Regions from separate parts of the Homo sapiens genome. Here region 1 is linked to region 2. A link is an interaction called in ENCODE POLR2A ChIA-PET data of the cell type or tissue named here. Cell type or tissue: PC-3. All regions are shown on one strand. Links, peaks and the distances in the headings refer to the core of each region. The heading gives the core; the rest is flanking DNA.

What was found. Peaks named below come from ENCODE experiments on the same cell type or tissue, not always from the same donor. Only the 100,000 strongest peaks of a DNase experiment are listed, where the experiment ranks them.
Region 1: POLR2A ChIA-PET joins it to region 2 with 5 read pairs; 12 of 35 experiments call an interaction of 5 or more read pairs at or near these places.

Annotation. Positions count from the first base shown.
Region 1 is chr10:102,507,032-102,515,205 of GRCh38, reverse strand. It overlaps SUFU (SUFU negative regulator of hedgehog signaling), which reads right to left. Exons shown (of 12, transcript NM_016169.4): 2 at 5,903-6,037. Among named protein-coding and RNA genes, the nearest start is that of SUFU, 7.1 kb to the right of the region's middle. RefSeq lists an enhancer at 2,900-3,039. In PC-3, for the core only: no CTCF peak of the experiment used is centred there; a DNase peak (open chromatin) is centred at 5,635; H3K27ac peaks cover 1,127 bases.
Region 2 is chr10:102,403,208-102,413,230 of GRCh38, reverse strand. PSD (pleckstrin and Sec7 domain containing) reads left to right here. Exons shown (of 17, transcript NM_002779.5): 6 at 656-850; 7 at 1,004-1,084; 8 at 1,412-1,524; 9 at 2,115-2,173; 10 at 2,284-2,373; 11 at 5,965-6,008; 12 at 7,695-7,885; 13 at 7,978-8,048; 14 at 8,176-8,333; 15 at 8,504-8,648; 16 at 9,246-9,389; 17 at 9,801-10,023. Among named protein-coding and RNA genes, the nearest start is that of PSD, 11 kb to the left of the region's middle. RefSeq lists silencers at 1-87, 4,328-4,447, 9,125-9,419 and enhancers at 1,754-2,435, 2,436-3,118. In PC-3, for the core only: no CTCF peak of the experiment used is centred there; no DNase peak of the experiment used is centred there.

The DNA of each region.
Region 1 (8,174 bases), core at 3,327-7,326, 100 kb before region 2:
TAAATAACTCATGCGGGTGCAGAGCCCAGCTAAGAAGAACACAAGGGAAAGGGAGGCTCTCCACCAACCGGGTGGAGGCAGCCCCAGAAAGCCGGTCAGCGGCAGTTCCAGACCCCACGGGGGGTGCAGAACTGCTCCAAACTCCACTGGACATGTGCGCCAAGAAGTCACATTTGTGAGACAGAGCCTAGATCACCCATGGTGGTGAGGCATGGGCATGACCCATGCTTTTGGGCCAACTCCACACAAAGGCTGTCTTTGGAACCAGCCCGACTTGTACAGCAGATGACCTGCCCTGGGAAAATCCCACCAGGGAAGTCTGCCTGAGTTCTCAAATGCACTCTCCAACTACCCAGCCTTCCAGCCTCGGTTAGGGCCCCATAGGCTCTGTCTAGCCAGAGCTGTTGGTGGTACCAGGGACAGCCAGAAATCCTCACAGAGTGATGCTGAAACCACTTCTACAGCCGCATAGATCCCCACATTCCAGTCCACAGCTAGCTGGCCATGAAGGGGAAGGCCAGAGCTGCAAGCTCCGACAGCACTTGGCAGCTGAGGCTCAGCTGTCTGACACCTCCCAAGTCCCAGGGAAGAGTCCCACAGGACAATTTCTCCACTCAGGTCAGTTGGGAGCAGCCTTGGGGTTCCTAGAAAAGCACTCTGTTCTCTCCTGTGGCTGCCCAGACCTGGAACTTGTTCCATCTCTCCAACTTCAGAAATGGCTTCTTAAGAATCTTGATCAAAACAAGTGCTCTCTTGCCTGGTTTCCTTTAGTGAATGTGAATAAGGAAAGAACTTGAATGAAAATGGCCATCCCAAGGCTTATCAAATCATCATACTCTTCATCCCTTTTAGGGTTACCAGGGTGGGCATCCCCTCCTGACCCTGAAGCATGCCTGCCAGGAGCAAGAAGAAATGCAGAGGACCCCTCGCTTCTGCCTGTCCCTACCCTCAACAGGCTGTGAGGAGAAGGAAAGATCATAATAGGAGGAGGTACACAGCAGGCATTTAATAAATGCCGTTGCCAGGAGCACTGGCTCTTGCCTGCAATTCCAGCACTTTGAGAGGCCAAGGCAGGAGGATTGCTTGAGTCCAGTAGTTCGAGACCAGCCTGGGCAACATAGCAAGACCTCGTGTCAACAATAAAAAAAAAAAAATTTGCCGGGTGTGGTGGTGCATGCCTGTGGTCCCAGCTACTTGGGAGGCTGAGGTAGGAGGATCGTTTGAGCCAGAGTGGTTGAGGCTGCAGTGAGCCGTGACCTCGCCACTGCCCTCCAGCCTAGGCAACAGAGCGAGACCATCTCAAAAATAAAAATAAAAATAAATTCATATCAGTTTAAAAAAGGAGAGGATAACTTAAAAGGAACATGAAGTAAATAATACTACAAGTGGCAACAATTATGAAAGTGGCACTAGAAGTTTTTGAAATACTGAGCTAGAAGGTTTTTCAAGTCCCTCTCACTCCTAAAAGCGTTGTTGGTACCGCGTCAGGCTGCAGATGGCATCCCAGGCCCCTTCCTACAGGGTTCCTCTCAAACGCTACCTCCTCACTGCAGCCTCTAGCAATTCAGCAGCCTCACTAGAAGTTACTCCCTCTGCTCTGCTCCCAGACCGTGTTTTACACCCATGGACTGTAGCATTTATTACTCAATATTATAACCATCTTTACATGTTTATCTCCCCTCTAGAACATGAGCTCCTTCAGACAAGAATTATGTCTTGCTATTTTATCCCCCAAGACATCTATTACGATGTTCTGTGTCTGATACAAAGTAGGTGCTTGATGAATGTGTGCTGAAAAAATGAATCAATGCTTCTGCTCCTTTTTTGCTGAAGAGAAGACACAGACAGTGGAAGAATTGTTGCCAGAGATCCATTTGCCATCATTCCAACCCAGCGCCCCTTAGCACTTAAGCTGGATGGCAGAACACTTGCCTTTCTGGCCTAGCTTTGAGTACTAATTTAAATGAGGATTCATTAAGTCATTTTAAAGAGGCCCCACCATTACGAAATGTGTGGAAAATCACATTTTTCTTCAAGAAACTTAACAGGATCAAAAAGAAACCAGTCATCCCAGTACAAAGCCAATTATAAAGGTACCTATTCGTGTTTTATTATTTTTCTTTCTTTATTTATTTTTTGAGATAGGGTCTCGCTCTGTTACCCAAACTGGAGCGCAGTAGTGCAATTATGGCTTACTGCAGCTTCAAACTCCCAGGCTCCAGTGATCCTCCCACCTCAGCCCCCCAAGCAGCTAGGGCTACGATGCACACCACCATGTCTGGCTAATTTCTGTATTTTCTGTAGAGATGGGGGAGGGTCTCACTATGTTCCCCAGGCTGGTGTCAAACTCCTGGGCTCAAGCGATCCTCCTGCCTTGACCTCCAAAGTGCTAGGACTATAGGCATGAGGCACCATGCGCAGCCTATAGAAGTACTTTTGACTTCTGCAACATAGACCAGAACTGGGTAAATATCTGAGAACATTCCTTCCACATTCTTCTAGTGCCAGGATGTAATACTGGAAAATACTAGGCTTGATTGGTGACATGAAAACCCAAATAGAGGTTTCACTCTTGTCATAAATGACATATGAATACAAAGTGCTGTACCATGTAGAAATGAAACACATGTAAGAGGATAGTATTAAACCAGAAAAAAACAATAAGAAAGGTCCTATTTCAAATTAAGAGGTTGCCCCTTCTGAAATATGAGGCTTGCTCAATCACATTCTTCATGTTATTTTGGGCCTTGGGCCTATACCTAGCAGGTAGACTGGAAGAATCCTTAAGCCACATAGGAAATGATATTCTTTTAACCAGAATAAATCTGTCAACAAAAAGGTACAGGCTAGCTGCACTAAATACTCTCTGCAGGTTCTTATTAAAAATATAAATTAAGGTCCAGCATAGTCTCTTTACTCCCCACATCTGTTTGCTATTCTATCTCCATTATTAATACTGTAATGCTGGGTCCCCATTCAGGCAAGATTAATTCCCTCTTCCCAAATCCTTCTGCTGACACTGCAATGAATCCATTTGGAAGGCTGTAAAGGCAGCTGCAGACATTGCTCCCAACACGTGACCAGCGAAGAGATGAAACCTGGGCCTCTGAGCTTAACAAGAGAGAAGAGGAAGTTGGGTTAGGCCTGTGTTCAGAGAGGTGGAATAGCCCAGTGGTTAAAAGCTCAAACTCTGAGGCTGAATACAGTGGTTCACGCCTGTAATCCCAACACTCTGGGAGGCCAAGGCAGGAAGATCGCTTCAGCCCAGGCATCTGAGACCAGCCTGGGCAACATAGTGAGACCTCAACTCTACAGAAAATTTGAAAAATTAGCCAGGTGTGGTGGTGCATGCCTGTAGTCCCAGCTCCTTGGCAGGTTAAGGTGGGATAATTGCTTGAGCCCAGGAGGTTGAGGCTGCAGTGAGCCATGACTGAGCCACTACACTCCTGCCTGGGTGACAGAGCGTGACCCTGTCTCAAAAAACAAAACAAAAAAGCTCAAACTTTGGACTCAAACAGCCCAATTCAATCCCAGCTCTTTTACCCCTAGATCTGTAACTTTAGCAATTCATTTAACCCCTCAAGAGACTCATTTTTCTTATCTATAAAATAGGAATAACGAGACCCTGATAAGATTGTAAAGCATTTAACACAATGACACGGAAGACAGTAAGTACTAAACAAAGGGAAAAAAGGCTATCATCATCTTCTTTATGATACCATCATCATCTCCAGAATTGGTCGCTATGCAAAGGCAGGACAGGACGAGTCCTGCTACTCTTTCAACCTGCCCAGGTTAAGCAGCCACCACCAAGATAGAAAAGACATGGTATAAGGGGCAAAAAAGTACAAAAGGCAAAAACCAGAAGAGGATATGACAATACAAATAAAATCAGCTCTTGATTAACCATGCTAATGAGGTTGAGGGAAGACTATTTATTTTATTTTTAATTGACAGAATACAAACATAGAAAGATTACATTTAAATTGAAGAAAAGAAACTCTCCATCAAAAGAATATAAATAAAAAAAACTTTGTTTATTTTCATTATTATTATTATTATTATTACTTTTTTTTTTTTTTTTGAGATGGAGTTTCACTCTTGTTGCCCAGGCTGGAGTACAATGGCACAATCTTGGCTCACTGCAACCTACTCCTCCCAGGTTCAAGCAATTATCCTGCCTCAGCCTCCCTAGTAGCTGGGATTACAGGCATGTGCCACCACGCCCGGCTAATTTTATTATTTTTAGTAGAGACAGGGTTTCTCCATGTTGGTCAGGCTTGTCTCAAACTCCCAACCTCAGGTGATCCGCCTGCCTCGACCTCCCAAAGTGCTGGGATTATAGGCGTGAGCCACCACACCCAGCCTAATTATTATTTTTTTAAGACACAGTTTCACTCTGTTGCCCAGGCTGGAGCACAGTGGCACGATCTCAGCTCACTGCAACCTCTGCCTCCCAGGTTCAAGTGATTCTCGTGCCTCAGCCTCCGGGGTAGTTGGGAGTACAGGCACATGCTACCATGCCTGGCTAATTTTTTGTATTTTTAGTAGAGACAAGGTTTCACCATGTTGGCCGGGCTGGTCTCGAACTCCTGACCTCAAGTGAGCCACCTGCCTCAGCCCCACAAAGTGCTGGGATTACAGGCATGAGCCACTGTGCCCAGCCAAAAAAAATCTTTTTAAAATATAGATGGTAGCAGGCCGGGCACAGTCGTCACGCCTGTAATCCCAGCACTTTGGGAGGCCGAGGCAGGCAGATCACGAGGTCAGGAGATCAAGACCATCCTGGCTAACATGGTGAAACCCCGTCTCTACTAAAAATACAAAAATTAGCTGGGCGTGGTGGTGGGTGCCTATAGTCCCAGGTACTCAGGAGGCTGAGACAGGAGAATGGCGTGAACCCGGCAGGTGGAGCTTGCAGTGAGCCAAGATCACCCCACTGCACTCCAGCCTGGGCAACAAAGCGAGACTCTGTTTCTAAAAAAAATAGTTGGTAGCTTATTGGAGTACATGATATAATTGCTCAAAAGGCAAGAGAATACAGTCATTAACAGTATGAACTCTGAGTTGGGCACAGTGGCTCACACCCATAATCCCGACACTTTGGGAAGCTGAGGTGGAAGAACTGCTTAAGCCCAGGAGTTTGAGACCAGCCTGGGCAACATGGTGAAACCCTGTCTCTACAAAAAAATTACAAAAATTAGCTGGGCATGGTGGTGCTTGCCTGTCGTCCCAGCTACTCGGGAGGCTGAGGTTGGAGGATCACCTGAGCCTAGGGAGGTCGAGGCTGCAGTGAACCATGATCATACCACTGCACTCTAGCCTGGATGACAGAGTGAGACCCTATCTCCAAAAAAAAGCATATAGGGCAACAAACGGAAGCAGACTAAGATAAAAAAATAAATAAATACAGGTTAAAAGGAAGTAGGTAAGATAGATAAAGGATAAGAGATGAACAGATTTGTGATAAAGCAAGTATAAAGTTAACAGTAGAATCTGGGTTGTGGGTATATGAGTGTTCACTATAAAATCCTTCCAACTTTGCTTTATGTTTAAAATGTTTCATAATAAGCTAGGGGAATAAAAGGAAGTAGACACAGAGGCATCAGCCCAAGTTCTGAGTCATAACCATGCTACCTTCCTGTCCTATGAGCCCAAACTCCAGGGCAAGCTTAGAAAAACCTGATTTGGGAATCCTGCTCATCAAGACTTTCCTGCACTAGATAAGCAGGAATCAGGTGTTAACGAGGACCACCTTGGCATGAGTAGATATAGTCAGAGGGCAGAAATGCAGAGGTTCCACGGAGAAGTACCATGCTCACAGCACTATGACATTGTCACCCCTGCTCAGGAAGACCTCAGGAATAAGGCTCTGGATAAAGAACAGGTGGCATATACTCACTCATGGACTCTGTTGTCACCATAGAGATCACTCAGGCCGAAGCTGATGTAGTGCCAGTGCTCGGGGATGTTAGCAGAAGGGCTCCCCACATTCCTGTACATGCTAACATAGTCCAAGGGGTCTGGGCCACCCAACCTGCAAAAAACAAAACACAGGGGTGTTAGTGTAAGCCTGGAAATCAGACAATGTCAAGCTAAGGCGCTCTACTTTGTAAACCTAAAGGACCCATCCTGGAGGAACCTGGGTGAAAGGTAACTAAACAGAGGCCACATCTCTCCAGAATGAGACTAAGGGATGGACAGCTAAGGCTGCCCAACTCTGCAAGCCCAAGAGGCTCCCTTCTCCTACCCCTGAAAGACTGGGCCTCTTTTAGAAATAAAACAGACTGGATGGTTACCCATTTTGCTTTCTCCTGTTTCAAATTACCGATCCCAAATGAGATTGGCAGGGATTGTCTCTCTTCTGTGGTGCCTGTATACATGCCAAGCTTCAAGGCAAGAGGTACATCAGTCAATCAATTGGCCTCTGTTGAAAGACCATCCCAAGCATCCCCAATGGGCATTGTTCCTGGAAGCAGAGGCTCTGCTCCACTCCAGCCTCTTAGACAGCTAATTCCTGAAAGACTATATTGTGCCCTATGTTAATTACAGTTTGTTCTAAACAAACCCAAAGCCTCTAGTCTGTGCTGACACCAGCCTGCACCCCATAGACCAAAGCTGGTCTCTTATCATTGCAAGTGACAAAGGCCAAACTTAGGCTTAACTTAGTTCTGCACAGAGAACTGCAGAAGGAGTCAAACTGCGCCCTGTGAGCATCTGCACCCAGAAAATGATCCCAGGAGAGACTGCCACATCAAAGGTAGAGCTGGGATGGTAAATGATTTGGGGCCTCTCAGGACCACATTAAATTTCCCCCACCATTCAACTGAGAAGGAGTTGCGGAAGAGATTCAGTTATTATCTCACTCTGAGGATTTAATACAATAAGAGTTCCCTTTAGTAATCAGTGCTTTTTAAAAAAAATCCTGTTTTGGCCGGGCACGGTGGCTCACACCTGTAATCTCTGCACTTTGGGAGGCCGAAGTGGGTGGATTACTTGAGGTCAGGAGTTTGAGACCAGCCTGGCCAACATGGTGAAACCCCATCTCTACTAAAGATACAAAAAATTAGCCAGGTGTGGTGGCAGGTGCCTGTAATCCCAGCTATTTGCTATTTGAGAGGCTGAGGCAGGAGAATCGCCTGGACAACAGAGGCAGAGGTTGCAGGGAGCCAAGATTGCGCCACTGCACTCCAGCCTGGGTGACAGAGTGAGACTTTGTCTAAAAAAAAAAAAAAAAAAAAAAATGGATAAGAAATTTTGGTAGCTAGAGAAATAGACCAAATAGAAACCATCAGTGGAAGGAAGTCTGCATTTAGCCCACAAACACGGCATTTGAGCTGCCTCAAACATCTGACCATTCCACAGACTGCAAAAGCTTCACCTGCCCCTGGGACATCGATGGAGTACACTTTGCAACTGGGATAGCATGCTGGTGGAAAGCTAACAACCAAATAAAAGACATGTTACAAGTGATCCCAGTCAATGGTGCCAGCACCAGGCAATTTAAACACTATTTAAAACCAGTTGGTCTTGTTTCGTCCTCTTTCACCAGGATATTATTTGCCTTTGTGGATAGAAATCCCTATTCTCTGTTAGGAAATGCTAAGTTATTTATAGAACTTTTAAGAAAGTTGCTACAAATAGCTTAGCATCTCAACAGAGGAAGAGGGACAACTCTCCATGTCTGCCTTAACTGATTTCAACAAATCACTTGACTAATTCTACAACAGGTTGGATTTAGAAAAGTTTGTGGGGCAAGGGAAGAAAGAAAAGAGTAGAGATCCCTGGAAAGACCCCATTAGAGCTACAGAACTCCAGAGCAGATGAGAGCCACTACAGGCCCCATACCTGCTCCAGTTTCCTGCTGCAAATTTCCAAACCTGCCCCGCTACAGCCTAGGTCCATCCTGCACCAAGCTGCAAAACTGTGTTTACCATTCTCTGCTCCATCTGCAGCATCCCTGCAGCCCTCTTTCTCACCAAGTCTCCCACAAGGTGTCACATCAAGGAGAGAAGCTTAACCTTCAAACTCCAACTGCAAGGAACTACCAAGAGTCAGATAAAATTAACCCTGTCCCCAAGCACAGAGTATTCTGTTTACTTACTACTCAGAGGCCAGATGAGTATGTGGAAAAAAATCGCATTTTACACTTAGCAAATGATGTTATCCAAGGT
Region 2 (10,023 bases), core at 4,233-8,232:
GACCGGGTTGCCTAGCAACCAGGAGTTTCCGGCCTCTGTCTCTGGGCTGACAGGTGGCTTTGCGAGTAGAGCAGCTGGGGTGGGAAGGGGAGGAAAGAAAGGGAATGAGGGTATGCACCCCGACCCTTAACCCCCTAACTCCAGAGCCTGCTTCTGTGTGGGCAGAGGGGGAGCACCAAGGAGAGGTTCCTCTCCCTAAAAAGCAGGAGGGGGAAAGCCTTCGGACCAGTATCCCTGCTGCCCTCAAATCTTTCCCTGGCCCTCCACAGTTCCTCCGTGGTAGCCCATCTATTCCAGCTTTGTCCATAGTCTAAGAGACAAAGGACTATGTTCTGTGTAGGGCCAGGGTGGGAACAGATAATCTATGTCTAATAGCAAATGTAGGCCCCTGGGAGCTTGAGGAAGCAGCCAGAACTCCCACAGCAGCAAGACGGATGTGGGTTAGATTTGAGGCAGGACTTCCACAGAGAGGTGGTAATGATGGAGTAGGCTGATGGAGAGAATCTAATCTCCTTCCCTGGAAAAAAGAAGAATGCTTTCCCCATGTCCCTCCACTCCCTCCCCTTCTCCATCTTCTGGGCCTGGAGGCAGAAGGAGGGTCTGGATGGCTCCTAAGGACCCTGCCCCAGCCTGAGCTGGTGTTCTACCCCGGCAGCGAACCACCCCTGAGCCAGCTGGTGTCCGACTCAGACTCAGAGCTGGACAGCACAGAGCGGCTGGCCCTGGGAAGCACAGACACCTTGTCCAATGGGCAGAAAGCGGACCTGGAGGCTGCGCAGCGCCTGGCCAAGAGGCTGTACCGACTAGATGGCTTCAGGAAGGCCGATGTGGCCCGGCACCTGGGCAAGAAGTAAAGCCACTAGGCTGGGACTGAGGATGGGGGCAGAGGGAATGCATCCTGAAGGCAGCTCTCCATCTAATGTCCCCTGGTCATTGGGTAATCCCCACCTGACCCCCTGCACTTCCCCTTGAGACCCTACCTGTCTCTCTGCCCTGCCCACAGCAATGACTTCAGCAAACTGGTGGCTGGGGAGTACCTCAAGTTCTTTGTCTTCACGGGCATGACTCTGGACCAAGCTCTCAGGTGGGTGTTGACCCCTTGGAGGACAGCCCCCACTCTCCGGGGTTCGTGTTAGGGCCCCAGGATGCCTCCTTTGAGCCCCTCTGTCCCCCACAAGCCGTCCTGACATCACCCTTCCCAAGATGGCTGGGCATGGCCAAGGGCCAGAGCTGCCTGGTAAAGGGACCTTGGGTAGGGGTGATGGGTGGAGGGTCAGGGTGCATACCCTCATCCCCTTTCTCTCCTCCCCTTCCCACCCCAGCTGCTGTACTCTCAAAGCCTCCTGTCACCCCAGAGACAGAGGCTGGAAACTCCTGGTTGCTAGGCAACCCTCTCTTGCCCCTTCTCCAGGGTGTTTCTGAAGGAGCTGGCCTTAATGGGTGAGACCCAGGAACGAGAGCGCGTGCTGGCCCACTTCTCCCAGCGATACTTCCAGTGCAATCCTGAAGCCCTGTCCTCAGAGGGTGAGGAGTTCCGAGAGCAGGGGTGTCCTTAGCTGGCCACAGTGGCAAAATGGGCTGGGCCCTGTGTGTGTGTACAGGAGCATGAGTGTGTGTACAGCAGGGAATGGATGTACATGCGTGTAGGCATGTGAACTTGCATGTGTGCAGACAGCGCTGTCATGGCTGCATGTATGTGGAACTATACATGTGGGCAGGCATATTGCTAGGGTTGAGTGTGTTGTGAAGAGGCAGGAGTTTGCATGCCTGTGCAGGCCAGTGCTTGGCTGGAGAGGGGATTCTGTTTGGCTGCACTGGTCTACAGGACTGTGCTGCGGTTCACTTTCTCGTGGTCCAGGCTTAGAGGCAAGGGAACGTTGGGGCAACTAGTACGTTGGGGCAACTAGCCCTCAGTACTTGAGGGAGCCAGGGACGGGTCCTTGCTGACGGATCTGCTGGAAGAGGAGCTCTTTGTGGGGAGGGTTTACTAGCGGGGTTCAGGAGGTAGGAAGTTGCCGGCCAAAGGGGGTGGGGATGAAATGGGAGGTTGGGGAAGATGGCTGTGGGAAGGGTCCCTGGGAGGCAGCCAAGGCTGAAAGTCAGCTCTCCCCTAGACGGCGCCCACACGCTGACCTGTGCGCTCATGCTGCTCAACACGGATCTCCACGGCCATGTGAGTGGAGGCGGGCGGGCAGGAGCCGGAAAACAAACCCCTGGCCAGACATGCAGGACCTGGGAGGCCAAGGGCCCTCCAAACTCACAGGCCTCCGTTCCCTTCCTTAGAACATCGGGAAGCGCATGACCTGCGGGGACTTCATCGGGAACCTGGAGGGCCTCAATGATGGCGGCGACTTCCCTAGGGAGCTGCTCAAGGTGGGGGGCGGGGCAGGGTAGAAGTCGCTGGAGGGGAAGGATGGAGGACCCAGTCGGCGACGGAGTCCAGAGTCGGAGGGAGGGCAGGGCTGGGGCTTGCCGACCCCCGGCTCCTGCCACGGAAGCCCGGGCTCTCGTGACTCAGCCTGGGGACCGCCCCCTCCCCAGGCCCCACGCGCAGGCTCTCCCGGAACATGCGCACATGCGTGCGGTCGCGACTGCGCACGGCGGGGGAGGGGACCCGGCTCTGGAAAACGCGAGCAGGCGGCCCCGGCCCCTGCGTTTGCCTTCAGTTCCCCTCCTCCAGTGTGCGCTGGGGTGGAAGGCGGGAGTTGCGGGGGTCCCTGCACGGGACAGGGATTGGATGGGGGTACACTCCACACTGCTCCCCCGCCGCGTGGACAGCCAAAAAGACCTTCCCGGTGCTGCTGCGCTGCAGGAACCCGGAGGGAGAGGGGCCTGAGAGGGACTAAGCTTTTCCAAGGTCTGGCAGCGAGTTAGCGCAAAGCTGGAGCTAGAAACTGCTTTCTGGCTCCCTGTGAGCAGGTCCCGTTCCCAGGCGCCAGCTCCATGGCCCGCAACCGAGGGCTCAGATACGTAGGGGCTGGTGCCGGTAGGAGAAGGGAGTGGCTCATCCAGTGGGTTCACTCCTCTCCCTGATCTGGTGGTAGTTTATCTAGAGAGGCCTGGACTCACTTGAAGAAACCCCCAGGCTAGGACAAAGGTGTCTCTGCTCCACTACATACATGTAACAGCACAGGATTGTCCTAGGGCGTTTCTGTGAGCTTGGGGTGCTGGGCTTCTGAGTTTGGGGTATATCTGAGAGGGAACGTCCATGGTGAGCTGGGGTGTTGCTTGAGTTGAGTTGCATCTGTGTGCCCGGGCGTCGTGAATCAAGGGTTTGTATGGCTTGGTGTGTTTGTGCTTTAGGGCTTACGATTCAGAGTGTGTGTTTGAGTTGGGGTGTAGGCTGGATGTTTATGTGTGGTGGGGTTTACATCTTCGAATTGGCCGTGTCTGAGGTATGCCATATGCCTCTGAGTAGGGGGTGTATCTTTGTGAGCTAAAGATTCTAAGTTTTGAAGTGTCCATCTGAATGGGTAGTGTCTGCGAGTTGGGGTGACCGTGAACTGGTGCGTCTGGTTTGTTGGGGTGTATGTCAGAATCGAGGTGTGTTACGTGACTTCAGATCTATATATGGGTGGGGTATCTGCGGGTGAGCTGGATGAGGCCAGGGCTGTTCCTTCCCTGCCTCCGTCCTCCCTCGAGGCCCCTCTTGGCTCAGTGGAAAAGGGCTGCAGGGAAGCGGTCCGACCTCTCCCCTCCCACCACCCCAACCCAGACCAGCCAGAAGGGAGTTCCAGACCCTGCCGGGTCCGCCCAGCGTCACAGCCCCAGGCCTAGCGGTGCTCTCAGCCTCCCTGGAGCTGCCACCCACGCTGGCCTCCCCAGGCTCCTCCCCGTGGCCGCGCGGGGAGGGCCCCCTTCGCGATCGGGCGCCTCCATTTCATGCGGTCCCCGCCCCCAGCCCTCGCCCTCCCTTTCCCGTCGGCGCCCCCCTCCCGCTCTAGCCAAGCCGCAGAGCAGACAGCGCCGCCGCCGCCGCCGCGCACTCCGTGCGTCCGTGAGAGCCGGGCCGGCTCGGGCCGGGCCGCGCCGCTCGCGCTGGCTGTCGGGGGAGCGGTCCGCGGGCCGTCCGGGCGGCCCGGGGGCCGAGGGCGGACGGGGGCATGGCCGGGGGCCGCGGCGCGCCGGCCGGGCCAGCATGATCGGCGTCAACAGCATCCACAGCAGCGCCGGGCGGCTGCGCTCGCGCTCGCTGTGCTCCGTGCGCTACGGGCGCACCCACCGCGGCGCGGAGACCCTGTGCTACGGCTGGCCGCAGCGCTCGCGCAGCCTCAAGCCCGTGCTCTACACCGACCTGGTGGTCAGCCGCCTGCAGAGCCGCAAGAAGAAAAAGGCGGTGAGGGCGTTGGGGCCGCGGCCCACGCCAGGTTGCGGGGCGACCGAGGGGGCGGCTTGTGGGAGGCACCGAGGGCGGTGCCAACCGAGGGCGGAGCCTGGTAGGGACAGAGGTCATGGGCAGCCAGAGGCGGGCACGGGCTGGGGGGGCAGGGAGGGCACAGACCCTGGGGCCAAGGTGGGCCTCAAAAACCGAAGAGGCTTTTCTAGATTGAATATGACTTGCGGCCCACCGATGGGGTTCAGGGCCCTCGAATGAGGTGTGATGGTGGGCCGAAGGGGGTCCTGAGACAGGGCAGGGGATGAACTAGAAGGCGGGAGGCAAGGATTGCAGGTTGGATCTTGGTGGCCACTTCCGCTTTCTGGCCAGAGAGTTGCGGAGTGAGGGTTAAGGGTCTGAGCCATGCTGGGTTTCGTCTGGGTGTGTGCTGGAAGGTCTATGTGTTGATTTGCCTTGGTTGTGCTGGGGGCGGTGGAGTGGGGGTTGGAGGCTGTGGGGTACACCCATCCCCAGATAGGGTGTGAACAGTGTGTGCCCAGTTGGGATGCCTGGTTTGCCTTGTGGCTGGGCATGGCTGTGGGCAGTGAGAGAGTCAGAGACTGTGGTTTGTTGGGAGGAGTGAAGGGGAGGCTGTGTCCCATCACAGGGAAGGTGCCTACGTCACCACTGCACCCAGCTCACATGCAGGCAGCATCACACGCCACACACTTAGCCCAACATGCACATGCTGGGGACACACCCACTCACGGACAGGCTGACGGAAGTACCCCACAGTTGGAGGTGCTGGCGTGGACCCATATTCCAGACCACTCTGGAGAAGAGGGGACCCCATGCCACTCCTGGAGCCTATTCTCTCTTCTGACCACCCCAGGACCCCCAAATGTCCCCAGGCCAACTGCACAGAGGGGAAGTGGCTGGTTCACATCGCACAGAGTTTGGGCTATGCAGGGATTGGAAGCTAAAACCACTGCTTTTTAGAGGAGTGTTCACTCTCCAGTGACAAAGTGTGCACGTGGGCAGGGCGTTGGACCACCCTGGCATTTGGCTTGGTGGGGCTGTCAGGGTTAGGGGGAGGCCTCAGCTTGTCTTGGTGTTGGGAGCCATGATAGTGTATTCTCTATTAGGGAAGGAAAGTGCTGAGAGGGCGAGTCCCCTATCCTGGGGTCGCAGTTTCCCCATATGCTATGTGTGGGCTCATCCTGTGGAAACAGGCCAGAGCGCGTGGTTGGGGGAAGGGGAATTTCTTGGGCTGCTTTTCCCGTTCCCTCCAGGGCTGTGCTTCTCCAGCCCAGGATCTGAGCAGGACAGCCCCTTAACAACAATAAAGATAATAATAGCAACAACCATTTACTGTGCGTCAGCCTTGTGCTGGGATGCCCTGTGCTAACTGCCTGTGCCCACATGTTACTACGTTTGTTCCTCTCCATGGATACTTGCCCGAAGTCATGCAGCTCAGGTGGTGGAGCCGGGTCTGGGTCTCCATTCTGGAGCCTGTATTTTTGGTCATTATATCTTGCTGCCCTTTCCCCTTAGTTCTGGCTCATCTCTCAAGTTAGAGGGGAAGGCTCTAAGCTCTGACACTGCGGTACTGACCCACAACCCCCTAATTTGTTCCCCCCACCCCCCAGGCCTTGTACAGCTCCATCAAGAATGAGAAGCTGCAGTGGGCCATGTGAGTCCCGGGGCTGCGTGGTGGGGCTAGGATGGGGCATGGGGAAGGGGCTGCCTGGGGAGGCTGAGAGAGCTGGGGTAGGCCCTGGGTGGGGGTAGGGGAGGGGAGTGAGAGGCCATGAGAGGCAGTGAGGCTGCCTCACTTCCTTCTTTGGAGATGTCTGCCTGGATTTGGGGTTCTGTATCTTGTCTCTAGCTGGGTTGTTATGACAAGTGGGTTGGGGTGGGAGGAGAGGTGCTGAAACATCAAAGGGAGGTCCCCTGGCAACCTGAGTGGGAAAGCAGAAGCCTCTGGAAGCAGGGCCTTGACCAGCAGCACAAGAGGCCCTCACAGGTCCTAGGGAGCCCAGATGTCACAGAACAAAACAAGTAACCATGCTGTCTGTTCTTGGAAGGCTCCAATAGAAACATAGATACTCGGCCAGGCGAGGTGGCTCACGCCTGTAATCCCAGCACTTTGGGAGGCCAAGGCGGGCAGATCACGAGGTCAGGAGATCAAGACCATCCTGGCTAAAACGGTGAAACCGTCTCCACTAAAAACACAAAAAATTAGCCGGGCGTGGTGGCACGCACCTGTAGTCTCAGCTACTCAGGAGGCTGAGGCAGGAGAATGCTGTGAACCCGAGAGGTGGAGCTTGCAGTGAGCCGAGATCCCGCCACTGCACTCCAGCCTGGGTGACAGAGAGAGACTCCGTCTCAAAAAAAAAAAAAAAAAGAAAAAAGAAACACAGAGACTCATAAGTAAGTCTTGGAAGAGTCTAGTCTTCTAGTCTGAGGGAAGAAATCCAGTTTGGGCCTTGGGGTCCCCAGTCTGAGGGTAGAGGCCTTATCTTCACAGTTCATAGATCATTCAAATTTGCCGTTATCCACTGAGACTCCCTCACTGTCCAGTTAGCTGGGAGTTCCCAGTCATTGGAGATCTCAGGGGAGGTGCAGCTCAGGATTAGGGTGCAGGGGGAGATCAGGGAAGGCTTTTGGAGGGTTGAGACTGGGGCCATGAAGTTGGGGCAACATTTGGGAAGAGGAAAGGGGAAGCTGGAATTTGGGAGGCAAAGGTGTGGTGGCTGAAATGAGTATGGGGTGGGGGACCAAGGGAGGCAGGCCTAGCTGGGACGGAGAAAAACACTGTTGGGGGAGATGCAGTGTAGGCTCCATATGGGAAGTAACAGGGAACTACCACAGGTTCTTGAGCAAGGGAGTGACAAGATAGAATCCGAAATTTTGTATCTGACTGAGCCTGTAGACCAGGATGTATGGGGTTGGGGTGGGGGCGGCACTAGGAAACTACTTCTTCCATCTGCTACCATTTAGCCCACAAACCGTGAGCAAAGCCTGGGGCTGGATGTGGTTGAGCCAGCGGAGGCAGGCCCGGGGCTGTCCTGGTGGAGAAGGGTGTGAGGGCTGCAGGTGTGCAGCAATGGAGAGGATAGTGCTGGCCCTACTTGCTGGGAGGAAGGGACAGTGGTGGCTCTAGGCTGGGGAGCTCTGAGGGAGGTGCCCTGCTCTGAGGAGGCACAGCTACACATTGTGGAGGCCTGATCTGAGACGGGAGACATGGCAGGACCCTCAGGTTGAGCCCCCCAAGCCACAAACACTGGGGGAGCTTTTCCAGGGCGAGCAGAGGCCAGAACTGAAGCGGGGGCCGCGGCTCCATGGCCAGCCCCCTCTGAGGTGATCACACCTGCAGAGACGAGGAGGAGCTGAGACGCTCTCTGTCTGAGTTGGCCGACCCCAACCCCAAGGTCATCAAGCGGATCAGCGGGGGCAGTGGCAGTGGCTCCAGCCCTTTCCTGGACCTGACTCCCGAGCCTGGGGCTGCCGTCTACAAGCACGGGGCCCTGGTGCGAAAGGTGCACGCAGACCCTGACTGCAGGAAGAGTATGTGGCCGAGTTGCGGGGGGCGGGCGTCTAGGGGATGGATGGGAGTGGGCCTGTTCCAGGGCCCCCTGACCTGTCTTCTCTCCCCGCAGCACCTCGGGGCAAGCGGGGCTGGAAGAGCTTCCACGGGATCCTCAAGGGCATGATCCTCTACCTGCAGAAGGTGCGGGGTCAGGCCAGGGGGCTGGGGCTGGGACTGAGTTGGCTGGTGGGTGTGGGGTGATGGGTGGGAATAGGAGGGGCTGGGCCAGGCTGCATTTGGGGCCAGGACAAGATGGACACCCCTGCAGGAGGAGTACAAGCCTGGGAAGGCCCTTTCAGAGACGGAGCTCAAGAATGCCATCAGCATCCACCATGCCCTGGCCACTCGTGCCAGTGACTACAGCAAGAGGCCCCACGTCTTCTACCTGCGCACAGCTGACTGGCGGGTCTTCCTCTTCCAGGCCCCGTGAGTGCCCTCCTCCTGCCCATCCCGGACCCCTTCCCCCACCTCCCATCCTGCTCCCCTCCCTGTCCCTGGATTTTTTCATTCCTTCTCAGGCCACACTTGAGCCAGGACTGGCATCCTGGGACAGAAACCCTGGGCCCAGGTCCCAAAGGGCTGTGCTTTCTCCCCAGGAGCCTGGAGCAGATGCAGTCCTGGATCACTCGCATCAATGTAGTAGCCGCTATGTTCTCTGCGCCCCCCTTCCCAGCTGCTGTTAGCTCCCAAAAGAAGTTCAGCCGCCCTCTCCTGCCCAGCGCTGCCACCCGCCTCTCCCAGGTAGCCCAAGCTCTGTCCACCTAGTGCCAGTGGGATGGAGGGTGTTAGGCTCAGGCCCACTGCACTCAAGGCTGCTGCGTGTGATCGTGGAGATGTCCCCTGCACCAGGATGCTGGCCACAGGGGTGAGCAGGGACTGAAATCCAGCCCCCACTGGGTCCCGCTTGCCGGCTGGGAACCCAAACATAGTGCTTTGTTTGTCCAAAGGAAGGGGCATCTTTTTTTTTTTTTTTTTTGAGATGGAGTCTCGCTCTGTTGCCCAGGTGGGAGTGCCGTGGCACGATCTCAGCTCACTGCAAGCTCTGCCTCCCGGGTTCACGCCGTTCTCCTGCCCCAGCCTCCTGAGTAGCTGGGACTACAGGCACCTGCCACCACGCCTGGCTAATTTTTTATATTTTTAGTAGAGACGGGGTTTCACCGTGTTAGCCAGGATGGTCTCGATCTCCTGACCTCGTGATCCGCCCGCCTTGGCCTCCCAAAGTGCTGGGATTACAGGCGTGAGCCACCGCGCCCGGCTGGAAGGGGTATCTTTTTAAAAATCTGCAGAGGCACTGTATAGGGCAGAGTGACCATGACCATGCCTCCCCCTGGCCGCTAGGAGGAGCAGGTGCGGACCCACGAGGCCAAGCTGAAGGCCATGGCAAGTGAGCTGCGGGAGCACCGGGCCGCCCAGCTGGGCAAGAAGGGCCGGGGCAAGGAGGCTGAAGAGCAGCGGCAGAAGGAGGCCTACCTGGAGTTTGAGGTGAGCCTCCCTGTCTGCCCCTCTGTCCACACACGCAGGCCCATACTAGGGTGAAGGGCATGAACTCTAACAGTGGAACCGGCCGGAGGTCCTTGGGCAGGTTGCTTAACCTAAGCCTCAGTTTCCTCCTCTGTGCAACAAGGATAACATTTGACATCCACTGGGGTCTCGAGGTGAGGCATGTCTCAAGCGTGCCATTTCCCCAGCTCTAGTAAAGGCTCAAGACACATTAGGTTATAGATGATGGTCCCAGGAGAGCCCAGAGGGGGCACCAGCCCGCATGGGACCATCTCACAGTCCTGGGTGGGCACCTGCCATCTTCTGCCCTGCTGGCGGCCCTCCCTGGTCCAGATGGTGGGGTGGGCAGAAGGCAGAGAAGAGGCTCTCACAGCCCCTGCCCCTCTGCCTCAGAAATCCCGCTACAGCACCTATGCAGCGCTGCTTCGGGTCAAGCTGAAGGCAGGCAGTGAGGAGCTGGATGCAGTGGAGGCAGCACTGGCCCAGGCCGGGAGCACAGAGGATGGACTCCCTCCTTCTCACTCCAGTCCCTCCCTGCAGCCCAAACCCTCCAGCCAGCCCCGGGCTCAGCGTCACAGCTCAGAGCCTCGGCCAGGGGCAGGCAGTGGGCGGCGGA